2 separate regions of the Homo sapiens genome follow, and region 2 is linked to region 1. A link is an interaction called in ENCODE POLR2A ChIA-PET data of the cell type or tissue named here. Cell type or tissue: MCF 10A. All regions are shown on one strand. Each heading gives the region's core, and the rest is flanking DNA. Links, peaks and the distances in the headings are about the cores only.

Region 1 (5,660 bases), core at 1-5,000:
CTACCTTCAAATTACAGGTTGAACGGCATGACAGTGCCACATTCAACTGTTCTTTTTTTTTTTTTTTCCCCACTGTAATCTTGACCTCTTGGGCTCAAGCGATCCTCCTGCCTCAGCCTCCTGAGTAGCTGGGACTACAGGCATGTGCCACCACGCCCAGCTAATTTTTTAATTTTTTTGTAGAGATGGGGTCCCACTATGTGGCCCAGACTGGTCTCGAACTTCTGGGCTCAAGTGATCCTCCTGCTTCGGCCTCCCAAAGTGCTGGGATTACAGGCATGAGCCACTGCACCTGGCCTTTATGATTCTTGTTTTACTGCCTCTTCCCACTAGAGTATATGCTCCACGAAGACAGATTCTTTAGCTCTGTATTCTGCAGTTGATGGTATTTCCTGTTGCTTAGAGCAGGGCCTGGCACAGAGAAGGTACTCAATAACCATCTATTGAACAAAAGAATGAATAAACAAATGAATAGATAAATGGAGGGTGCCAACTCCAGCCGCAGCCTCTGCAGCTTCATGCCCAGGAACACAGTGTTCTCTCCCTGGTACCAAGGCCACAGTTCTTGGCACCCAGAAGGGTCTCCAACTCAGTTATGTGTAAAATGAAGGTGAGGACAGGGCCAGTGAAGGTTATTCCCTGGACCCTGTAACACTCCCTGAATCCCTGCAGGGCAGGATGACGATCCCTACTCAAGGCTCTCCTCTCATTCCCGCTCTGAAGAGCACTGCTGGGAGGTGAGAGCTGAGCCCACAGCCCCCTCCCCCACCATCACCCACACAGTTTCCACAGCAACAACAGCTTCCTTAATAATGCGATTAAACAGCTGGATGGGGCTGATAAGGGGTAAGGTCCCACATCCAGAATGGACCACGTGGCAGAGGCCCCCTCATGGCAGACTTCATGGTCACTGAAGCTGAAATCACTGCAGACTCATACAGGCGATGGGGGCGGGGGGTGAGGACCCCGGAGCCCTCTGCCCCAGCTTTGCCAGGGACTTCCCAAGCCCTGGGGGCCCCAGGCCTGTTGACAGTCTCTGTCATGAGAAGAGTCATTACTTCCCTATTCCTGTGTGGTACTGGAGAAGGAAGCCACCACTGCAGGGCAGCTCCTGAAGTCCCAGATAGGGAAGGGATGAACAGACAAGACCATTGACTCAGCAGCAATGAAGGCGTGGAGAGAGCAAGGACACGTGCTGATCCCCACTCACCCTCCCTCAGCCTTTGGAAGGCCTGGGGGCAGGGGTCAAAAACTGGCTGTGCTGTAATCCCAGCACTTTGGGAGGCCGAGGAGGGTGGGTCCCCTGAGGTCAGGAGTCTGCGACCAGCCTGGCCAACATGACGAAACGCTGTCTCTACTAAAAATATTTAAAAAAATTATCTAGGCATGGTGGCGCATGCCTGTAATCCCAGCTACTCAGGAGGCTGAGGCAGGATAATTGTTTGAACCTGGGAGGCGGAGGTTGCAGTGAGCTGAGATCACGCCACTGCACTCCAGCCAGGGTGGCAGAGCGAGACTCCTTCTCAAAAACACAACACAACACAACAAACAAACAAACAAAAACTGGTTGTGCTGCGCCTGCTGGCCCCTTGCAGGGATGGCTCACGGGCTCAACTGGCCAATGTGCTTCTGGAAGGGGCTTTGGTTCACTGAGCTCCTGCTGTGGGCCAGGATGATCATTTCACGCTCATGACAGCTGACACCCAGGGCTGATGCTGGGATTAGACCCAGAGAGTTTTGTTCCAGGGCCCAGCTCCTTCCCACAGGATTAGTGTTTCCTGTACACCTGGTAGGACTCCGGCATGATGTCCCACCCTGGGGATAGAGCACTTGCACCCAGATCACCTTTCAGCCATGCAGCCCATTCTCATATCACCTGCTTTTTGCAATTATTCTCACAGAGCTGAGGGAGCAGAGCGGCTAACACCTGGGTAGTGGCCTAGCTGGGGTTCTGGGAGCCCCTGACTAGAAACCTGAATATCCAGTTAGGAGAAATCTGGCTGAATGCGGTGGCTCACGCCTGTAATCCCAGCACTTTAGGAGGCTGAGGTGGGCAGATGACTTGAGGTCAGGAATTTGAGACCAGCCTGGCCATCATGGTGAAACCCCGTCTCTACTAAAAATACAAAAATTAGCCGGGCATGGTGGTGTGCACCTGTAATCCCAGCTACTTGGGAGGCTGAGGCAGGAGGATTGCTTGAACCTGGGAGGTGGAGGTTGCAGTGAGTTGAGATTGTGCTACTGCACTTCAGCCTGGGCGACAGAGCAAGACTCTGTCACAAAAAAAAAAAAAAGGAGAAATCCAAAATCCAAGCCTAGAGTTAGGCTCTCATTCACTATCCCACCCTGCCCCCTGCCAGCCCCAACCACTGCACCGCAGTACCAGAAACAGAAACAACTTCAGTTCGGGAAGGGGAGGGGCCCAGCCACCCCAGCAATGGCATACCAGGTCTCATTTCACCCCCAACTCCCCAGGGATCCTGCCCCAATGGAGAGGACTGAATACAGTCCGGGTGCTCTGGCCCTACTCCGGGGTGGCTCAGCTGGTCATCCCTGCCAAGTCCTTCCTCCCTGGAAGCCTGCCCAGTGTTTCAAGACCATTTCCCTGTCTGGGGACTACAGGCGGGCTTGGCAAAGCTCCCTCCTGAATGCCACTTCCCTGACTCACTTCCTTCCCCGTATCTCTCTGGCCCTCAGGGACCTAAGGCCCAGGTGAAGTGGGGGAACAGCAGGATTGAGGAGAAGCCAGCCTGAGGCCACAAGCAATGAAATGCCGTAGCCAGAAGCCAAGAGCTCAGAGGTCAAAGCCATCCAGCACTGGGTTTGCTTGCAGCAGCTGAGATGGAGGAAAGGAGCCCCGGGAGCTCTGGCCTTGCAGGGAGGACTGGGTTCCTGAGGGGAGGGTGAGCTATGGTGTCTGCTAAGCGGAGGAGTGTCTACCTCCCACTCAGCTTCCCCATGGATGTGCAGGACACTGTCTTCATTTGTGAGTCAAAATACATTGGCATAGGAGCCTTGCCCATTACTCATACATTTTTGTGGCTGCCTACTAAGAAGGCAGAGGAGACCCTGATACCCAGGAGCTCTAAGCTTTGAAGGGCCCTAATCATGCATAGCCTTCGCCCCCAAGCCCAAGGCTCATCCTTCCAAAATTGGGCAACTCCAGACCTGAAGCAGGCCCCAGAGCCCACCTCAGCCCTGCTGGAGCCCAGAGAAGGTGAGTCATTTGCCCAAAGTCACACAGCTGGTGAATAGCAGAATTGGGGCTAGCTAAAACAGAGCAGGAGACACAGGGAGCTGAGCCTCCAAGGGACCAGGGATCTGCCCCTCCCTAGGATGGGTAAACAGCTAAGGGAACAATGAGGTCACCTTTCCCATGTGGGCCTAACCAAGGGGAGACCCAGAGGCCTCTACCAAGAGCTGCTTCTAGGCAAATTCCGTATGTAGAGCAGGGAGAGAGCCAGGGAAGGAGGAGTCCAGAAATCTCAGAGGAGGAACTAATGAATCCCCACTGGCCGCATCTTCCCTCTACCCAGTCACAGAATCTCAGGACCCCACCTTCTTTCCTGGCTTGAATCCTCTCTCCAGCATCTCCGCCAAGCAGTCACTAACCATGTCCTTACATACCCCCCAGTGACAGGGAGCTCACTACTTCTCAGGCGGTCCTTGCCATCTTTGGATGGCTTTCATGGTCAGGATCTTCAGATTTCTAAGCTTCCTGGGGCTGTCAGATCAAGGCTAATTCTGCCAACAGGTGTTTATCTGGCGGGGGGTAAATACCTCCAGGCCCTTCCTCCACATACTCCCTTCACCACCCAGGTGCTCCCAACCTCTGTGGTTCAGAACAGAGAGGAATCCTGCAGGCAGAGGATCCCACCTCCTCCCTTGTTCTGAGGCACCTCTGGCCTCCTGAGTAGTGAGGTGGTTTAATTACACAGTTCACTCTTTTGGAATTTATTTCCACAAAAACTCCCAAGGCACATTCAGGGAAGTTGGTAACCTGCTTCAAAGTCGATATGGGTGAGAGAGAGAAGGATTCACACAAATCATTCACCTGGCAGGTGGTGTGTGAGTACACAGATGTGTGTACACATGTCCCAAGGGGCATGGTCCTCTCCAGTCTCCTACCCTCAGACTGAGCCAGGAACAGCTCCCAGCTCCCCAGCAAACAGCTGAAATGGGAGCCACTGGCCCGACAGCCCTACCAGCTCTTTCCCTGCAGGTCTTCCCACGTCTGACATTTTCTTCTAACCCCATTTTTCTTTCTCCTCCCTCTTCCGGGGAATGTCAGAACTTGCCACCCATAGAAAACTTCTTAGTTCTTAAAATCATTCCACATTCCCTGTCTCATTTGATCAGAAAAATCTTGTGAGGTGGGTAGGGGTTGGGTTATTTCCCATTCCACTGGTGGAGAAACTGAAGCTATAAGGATGAGCTACTGAGCATCTTGGTAGATTAAATGAGCGGCCCAGAGGGGCCTGAACACCCCACCCCCTCCTTGCATTTTCACTCCTAGTTCAGGTACTTCCGGGCTGCCCTGAACCACTTCCCACAAAGTGGGTCACCCACAGGCCCCTAAGGTAAAGGTTCAGGGGGAGTTGTGCCTTAATAATACACCATGCAAATGAGATGCAACACAGCACATCACAAATGAACAGCCCAGAACTCCAGGCCTTTTTTGTAATTAGGCTGTGGCAGAGGATCCAGCTTCCAGTGTAGACTCTCTCTCCTTTCAGCTGTACAAACCCTGTCATTCCCTCAGAGGATGAGCTGGGAGCCTCCTTTCTCTCTCCACGCTCCTTCCCCAGTCACCAGCCACACTGGGTGCAGCCTGGAACAGCTTTCAGGAGCCAGAAGAGAATGTGAAAGATGTTTAGAGATTGGGGTGGGAAGGGGGGTGGTCAGTTTGCCATTTAAGGTATCCAAGCAGAGATCTCACGAGGGCTTCATAATGTAGATGAGCTGACTCCCACTGAGCCTGCATCCTCAGAGGAGGTGTGTATAGCTCACGAGCATCAAGGAGAAGTGCGCGGGCCAGAGGGCCCAGAGGCTCAAAGGCTCACAGCCAGGCAATGGCAACCCTGTAACCACAGCCCCGGGGTCCGGTTTCCCAGCCCAGCACTCTGTCTTTGATTGTCCTGTGACCTTCACTCCCTTGGCCTCAGTTTCCCCAGCTCTACACTGAGGGGTTGGACTCGCTGCTTCAAACTCCCAAGCTCCCACTTTCTTGGATTCCACAATCCCATGTTAAGGTAGAGCCAGAGGATGTCTGAACATGGGACAAAAAGGGAGTCCTGAATTTCCCAACTCTGGGGTCCAGGAGACCTGTCTCTGTAGAGTCCTAAGCTCTCAGGGTTCAGGAGGCTACCCAGGAACAATGAGCCCTTGTGCCTGAAGCTTGGGCACAACTACCCTCTTGATTTTCTGTTTGGCATCCCAGGCACCACAAACCTGCCACGGTCATACCAGCCTGGCCCAAAGGGCAGTGAAAGGAAGTGTGCTCATGAGGCAAAGGCACAACCTCTGGACCCTGGTGGCAAGTGGCCTGTCCATGCTGAATAATACATGAAGTTCCTGTGGGACTGGGAAAGAAGGGCAGTGGCAGAGAAGTTGCACCATCTCGGATTAACCTTTGGGTCACCCACAGAAAAAGAGAGAAT
Region 2 (6,962 bases), core at 170-5,169, 100 kb before region 1:
TTTTGTGGTCCCGAGACCTGCTGCATCTTCTGTCTGATGTTCGGCTTGAGTGTCTACTTCGTGAACGACTTCTCTTTCTTCTTTCTCTGTCACGAGCCCTTTCTTTTTCTCTTTCTTCCTCTTCCCTTCGTCTTTTCCTTTCTCTTTCTTCCCTTTCTCTCTCCCGTTCTTTTTCTCTTTCTTCTCTTTCTTGCTTCTCCTTTTTTAGACGCTCATCACGATCAGGTTCTTCGGTTCTTTTCCTTAACTTTTCCTAGAAAAATCAAGTTGGATTCTTATGCAAATGTAACTTTAAAGCATTGTTAAACAATGGTCAACTAATGTGAAGTTATCTGTAGACCAACTTATGGAATTGATGCCCTTAAGGGAAATGTAGACATTCCAACACCATGTATATACACAAGGTATCATTATTTGTCTAATCCTCAGGAATATTCTTCCCAAATTTCTGGCACTCAAGAGTTAAGAAAATCAAGTGCTTTCATAGTTCAATAAATAGCAAAATTTCACAGAACTCACAATGCTTCAAAAATAATTACACATAGGAAAATATCAATGAGAGGGTCATATCTCCATTTAAGCCATATTAGAATATAGTTATTTTTATCTATAGCTACTGATAGCTAAAAGCTGTAGCTATAGCTAAAATAGATTTTTTTAATAGCTAAAATGTATCTTTAGAAGAAATTTACGCTGGCCGAGCGCAGTGGCTCAGCACTTTGGGAGGCTGAGGAGGACGGATCACCTGAGGCAGGAGTTCAAGACCAGCCTGGCCAACAGGAAAAAACCCCGTCTCTATTAAAAAAAATACAAAAATCAGCCGGGCGTGGTAGTGTGTGCCTGTAATCCCAGCTACTCAGGAAGCTGAGGCATGAGAATTGCTTGAACCCCAGAGGTGGAGGTTGCGGTGAGCCGAGATCACGCCACTGTACTTCAGCCTGGGTAACAAAGCGAGACTGTCTCAAAAATAAACAAACAAACAAACAAACAAAAATTAGCCAGGCCTGGTGGCACATGCCTGTACTCCCAGCTACTCAGGAGGCTGAGGCATGAGAATTGCTTAAACCTGGGAGGTGGAGGTGGCAGTGAGCTGAGATCGCGTCACTGCACTCTAGGTGACAGAGCAAGAATCTGCCTCAAAACAAACAAAAAAACTTACTTTTAATTCTTCTACAGTAGCTTTAATTTTGGCATAGCCCATGTGTTGTTTTCCCATCAAATGGTCATCTACCCGGGACTGGGCATCTCCTACTATTAAAAAGGCTCCACATACTTCACAAACTTCCATTTGTTTTTCTTGTGCAGCAAAGCTTTCAATTGTCTAAAATGATAAATCAGTTATTTTAAGAACATCTGAGGAAGAGAAACAAATCCCAGGAAAGTACTCAACATTTAGAAAAGATTTCTAATGTGTGTGAATTGCTCTTTTCCATTTCCCCAAATCAGTAATATTGGACTACAAGTGGTCAACTTTTAGAGAGGGATGTTTAAGGTAACAGCAACTAACTTACTGAATCATCCAGAAGAAATGTTGAGACCCACTGTTCAATGTTCAACACCCACATTACCTTACAAAATTTAAATCACCTTTCAGAAAGCCACCTATTTTAGTATGAATACATTCCTTGCTTAGGTTCAAGGAATAATGTCCATATACAAAACTAATTAAGGAACTAAGCACATTGACTATAATCTGAACATATCCTATTCAATATGGAGGAACCAATGACCAATTACATTCTGCAATCAATAGTATCTGAAACAAGTATATTCTATTCTCCAATTAAAAGAATTAGATATTTAAGGGTGTATTAATTTTTAACAAAGATGTAAGTATGTACTGAGTAATTTATTACAACAAAAATGAAAATAAAACCAGGCTCATATGAAAATTTATGGTTTAAGGCAGTGATTGGCAAGCCAGAGAGGCCTTTTGCTAACATTTTATTGGGATACAACCACACCCATTTGTTTCTTGTACTATATAAAGTTGCTTGCATACTGCACAAAGGCAGAGCTTAGTAGATGCCACAGACCTTGTGGGCTACAAATTGTGCTGACTCTAAGTTTGGAACATCAGTTTTCAAAGGTTCTCAAATAAAAATGAGTTCCTACTAACTGTTAACAGACAGATGAGATAATGTGAAATAAGGTTTACTCACCGACGTTGTGGACCTTAGCAGTTCTCTCTCTTCTTTTAATTGCTCAACTAATTTCATCATCCCCTGGGCTTCTTCTACTTTTCCTTCAGACCCTAATTCTTCAATCTTAGAAGAGTAGGGGAAAAAAACAGTTAAGATTTCTTTCAAACCCAACTATTGTCTTTTTTCCCCATGGTTCATTAGTGGTTGTTTTCCATCTTTTTTGTTTGGTTTCATTTACAAAAGCCTCTTTGGGTTTAATTTATCCTGGATTTTTTTTATACTTCAATAAAGTATAACTGATGTGTTAAGAAAAATGCACTTTCGGCCAGACGCGATGGCTCATGCCTGTAATCCAAGCACTTTGGGAGGCCAAGGTGGGCAGATCACCTGAGGTCAGGAATTCAAGACCAGCCTGGCCAACATGGTGAAACCCCATCTCTACTAAAAATATAAAAAAAAAAAATTAGCCAGGCATGGTGGTGGGCACCTGTAATCCCAGCTACTGGGGAGACTGAGGCAGAAGAATTGCTTGAACCCAGGAGGAGGAGGCTGCAGTGAGCCAAGATCGTGCCACTGCACTCCAGCCTGGATGATGACGTGAGACTCTGTTTTTTTTTTTAAAAAAAAGGAAAGACAGCGTCTCACTATGTTGCCCAGGCTGGTTTTGAACTGCTGGGCTCAAGCAATCCTCCCAAAGTGCTGGGATTACAGGTGTGAGCCACCTACTCTTTTCAGTACCTCCTCCAGCCTGAATCCTAAACACAATCCCCAGGCAACCACAGATCTGCTTTCTGTCACTGTAGGTTAATATGCATTTTCTAAAATTTTATATAGAGTCATAGAGTCTATATTCCTTTTTTGTCCGGCTTCTTTCACTCAGCCTAATTATTTTAAGATCCACCCATATTGTCTCATGTAGCTAATTCCCTTTTATTACTGACAGGCATTCCACCATATAGATACATCATGATTTAATTATCCACTCACCTGCTGATGGGTATTTTAATTGATTCCAGTCTGGGTTTTATTTTTTTTGTGCCATTATGAATATAGCACTCATGAACACTGGAGTGTAAATCTTTGTGTAGACATATGTTTTCATTTCTCTTGGATAAATATTTGGGAGTAGAATGGCATATGGTACATTTTTAACTTTTTAAGAGACTCCAGGGCCAGGCACAGTGGCTTACACCTGTAATCTCAACACTTTGGGAAGCCAAGGTGGGCGGATTACTTGAGGTCAGGAATTTGAGACCAGCTTGGCCAGCACGGTGAAACCCCATCTCTATTAAAAATACAACAATCAGCCGGGGATGGTGGCGCACACCTGTAATCCCAGCTACTCGGGAGGCTGAGGCAGGAGAATCATTTGAACCTGGGAGGCAGAGGTTGCAGTGAGCTGAGATCGCACCACTGCACTCCAGCATGGGTGACAAAGCAAGACTGTCAAAAAAACAGTAACAACGACAACAAAACAGACTCCAATATCATCTACAGGAATATGAAAGAAAAAAATGAGACTATTTTTTCCAAAGTGGTTGTGCAATATTATACCCCAGTTCCAGCTGGCTCACATCCTTGCCAATAGCTGGTATGATCAGTTTAATTTTAGCTATTCTCATAGGTGTCAAATAGGTATTTGATTGCAGTTTTAATCTGTATTTCCCTAACGACTAATAGTGTTGAGCGTCTTTTCATATTTGCTGTCCTTTCAGATACATATATATGTACATGTACACACACACACACACACAAGACGAGGTCTCACTCTGTTGCCCAAGCTGGAGTGCAGTGGCACAGACACGTCTAACTACAGCCTCGCCCTTGTAGGCTTAAGCAATTCTCCTAACTCAGCCTCGTGTGTAGCTGGGACCACAGGTACACGCCATTGCACCTGGCTAATTTTTGTAAAGACTGGGTCTCACTTTGTTGCCCAGACTGGTCTCAAATTCTCCGGCTCAAGCAATCCTCCCGCCTCGGCCTCCCAAAGTGCTGGGATTATACACATGAGTTACCATGCCTGGCCCATCCTTGTATTTTTGCTGGTTACATGTCTGTTTCACATTACTTCCTGACATTAATGCACACAATTCTCACCTGTTGCAGAAGTACATCAATTTTGTCTGTTAGAACCTGAATTTTTTCTTCATTTTTGCCTGTTGGGCCAGCGGCCTATTGAAGACAATAAAACGTATTACCAACAAGTTGAAAACAAAGATAAACATGCAAACTTGCACATACCATACATAATATTTCTATTTAATAATTAAAATGCTTAATTGAAAGGATAGTAATTCAATTATCTTCAACTTCTGTTGGTCAATCACATATTGTCAGTTACTACTATTTAAGGGAAAAATCTTGGCCTCAAGAAAAATAAAAACAAAGAAAAATCTTATGGTTAGCAAAATCAGTGTTATGTTTGCTAATAAAGACTGGAAAAAAAATGAATGCCCTATAAGTTTCATATCATTTTAAAGAACAAAGTAATGAACAGAAGACAAGTTTCAAAAATATTAGGGAGGTCTCTGAATCTCCAGAAAACAAGGACCGTTTACAAAGACTGAATTGACTTCACTTACCCCAGAAGACTGCTGGTTTTGAGATAATGCCAAACGAGCATGGCCTCGTCTGATCCTACGTTCTACTTCTGCAAGTAAGCTCTGTAAGTATCGCAAAAAATCTCTCTCATAGCCAACTTTCATGAAACGAGAGCTCTTCTCATACCTGGTAACATGAAAATAAACAAGTACTCATTTCCAAATCTTCAGCCATTACAACTCAAATATTCTATCTTAACTAGCCTCAACGACTATTCCATTTAGGCTGCAGGGTAAACCAGGTGTATTTGAAGTGACTTTCTGATTGCCCCTCATCATAGAGCTTTACACAGGGGTTTAACCACTAGCTTTACCACTGTACTGGATCTATGACCCTGGACCTAGGACAAGTCTCATGGATAAAATCGGGGCTGGGCATGGTGGCTCACGCCTGTAATCCCAGCACTTTGGGAGGCCGAGGTGGGTGGATCACTTGAGGTCAGCAGTTTGAGACCAGCCTGGCCAACATGGTGAAACCCTGTCTCTACTAAAAATACAAAATATTAGTCAGGCATGGTGGTGGGCACCTGTAATCCCAACTACTCGGGAGTTTGAGGCAGGAGAATCCCTTGAACCTGGGAGGCGGAGGTTGCAGTAAGCTGAGATCATGCCACTGCACTCCAGCCTGAGCGACACAGTGAGGCTCATTTAAAAAAAACAGCAAATGGGCTACAGAAAAAAAAAGTCTGACATACAGGGTGCACTCATGTGGTAGCTATCAGTATCATTACTGAAGCTATAGAACTTTCTTACTATCCCCAGCCACTGACTGGACTTCTCTCAGACACTCATTTTACATTTAATTGCAATTATTCCTCAACCCTTGTCCCACTTAAACCAACTAATAACTGGGGGGGTGGAAATGACAAGCAAAATAACTTACTGTTTTCGTAGATTTTCATCATGAATTTTTTCACACGGACCTGGGGGAAAAAATATAATTGTATAAATTATCTGTGATTATTAGCAACCTTTTCTTGCCAAAAAAAAAGAGTTATTTTTCTTTTTAAAAAGAAAAAGGATTCACTTTATCACTGAGTAGTTTGTAGACATCTAAACTGATCCTACTAAATCATGAAGCATCATAACCAAATAGGATATAAAATTGATCTGCTCAGTCTTCAAAGTCAATATAATGGACAGCAACCATATATGGTTAAAAGAGAAGTAAAGGAGGGAGGGAGAAAAGGAGGGAAGGTGAAAGGAAACTGTTCCTTATTGCCACTAAAGAAAACTGATGGGGACAGACCACTGAACTGAACCATTGCCGACTTTATTATTTTCAAATCTGTATATAAAGTCAAATAGCACTAGACTAGTACCTAACCCCTACTTCTTCCCACCTCTAAAAAGCAATTATCTTAACTCTTCTCTATTTCTTCCCGAATTTACCTCCACCTTTTAAAATTCTATGCTTATTTTGCTATTTATCAATCCTAGACATCAAAATTTTTGGATAAATAAACACTTGGTGCTTATATTATGCAAGTACTATTCACTGTCAGGCCAAACAAAGGCTCATTATGAGACACTTCTGATGTTTTCTGTTGTTGTTGTTGTTGTTTTGTTTTTTTTGAGATAGAGTCTTGCTCTGTCGCCCAGGCCGGAGTGCAGCGGCGCAATTTTGGCTCACCGCAACTTCTGCCCACCAGGTTCAAGGGATTCTCCTGCCTCAACCTTCCAAGGAGCTAGGATTACAGGCACCCACCACCATGCCTGCGTAATTTTTTTGTATTTTTAGTAGAGACAGGATTTCACCCTGTTGGGCAAGCTGTTCTTGAACTCCTCACCTCGAGTGATCTGCCCTCCTTTGCCTCCAAAAGTGCTGGGATTACAGGTGTGAGCCTAGTTTTTTCTCTATATTTTCAAATTCTTCTCAAACACTTCAAACTCAGCTATAGAAACTATCTCAATACTAATTTCACATATGACTCAAAATATATCACATCATCAGTTTCATTTTCTTCCATGGGCCTTCTGCCTTACTTCAATCTGGGATACTTATTTTCTAAGCTCACTATAGAATTATTGTCCTGATGAATTCCTTTTCTGCTCTGTAGTAGATGAGAATTACTGGATCTCTTGTTTTTTCTTTCCTCTTTCTCGGTTTATGGACATGTTTTGGTGGAGTTTCCTGAGAAAAGGCCCGTGGGAGATAAATCAGTTGAGACCCTGTATATCTGAAAATGTCTTTTTCCCCCTCCGGCAGACACATTTT

Evidence for each region. Peaks named below come from ENCODE experiments on the same cell type or tissue, not always from the same donor. Only the 100,000 strongest peaks of a DNase experiment are listed, where the experiment ranks them.
Region 2: POLR2A ChIA-PET joins it to region 1 with 5 read pairs; 3 of 35 experiments call an interaction of 5 or more read pairs at or near these places.

What each region holds. Positions count from the first base shown.
Region 1 is chr17:50,636,402-50,642,061 of GRCh38, reverse strand. All of the region lies in intron 1 of ABCC3 (ATP binding cassette subfamily C member 3), which reads right to left. Among named protein-coding and RNA genes, the nearest start is that of ABCC3, 4.4 kb to the right of the region's middle. RefSeq lists enhancers at 1,040-1,334, 1,012-1,782, 2,232-3,431. In MCF 10A, for the core only: no CTCF peak of the experiment used is centred there; DNase peaks (open chromatin) are centred at 2,611 and 2,961.
Region 2 is chr17:50,739,011-50,745,972 of GRCh38, reverse strand. It overlaps LUC7L3 (LUC7 like 3 pre-mRNA splicing factor), which reads right to left. Exons shown (of 10, transcript NM_016424.5): 3 at 5,628-5,667; 4 at 4,727-4,871; 5 at 4,242-4,316; 6 at 2,163-2,267; 7 at 1,160-1,321; 8 at 1-253. Among named protein-coding and RNA genes, the nearest start is that of LUC7L3, 23 kb to the right of the region's middle. In MCF 10A, for the core only: no CTCF peak of the experiment used is centred there; no DNase peak of the experiment used is centred there.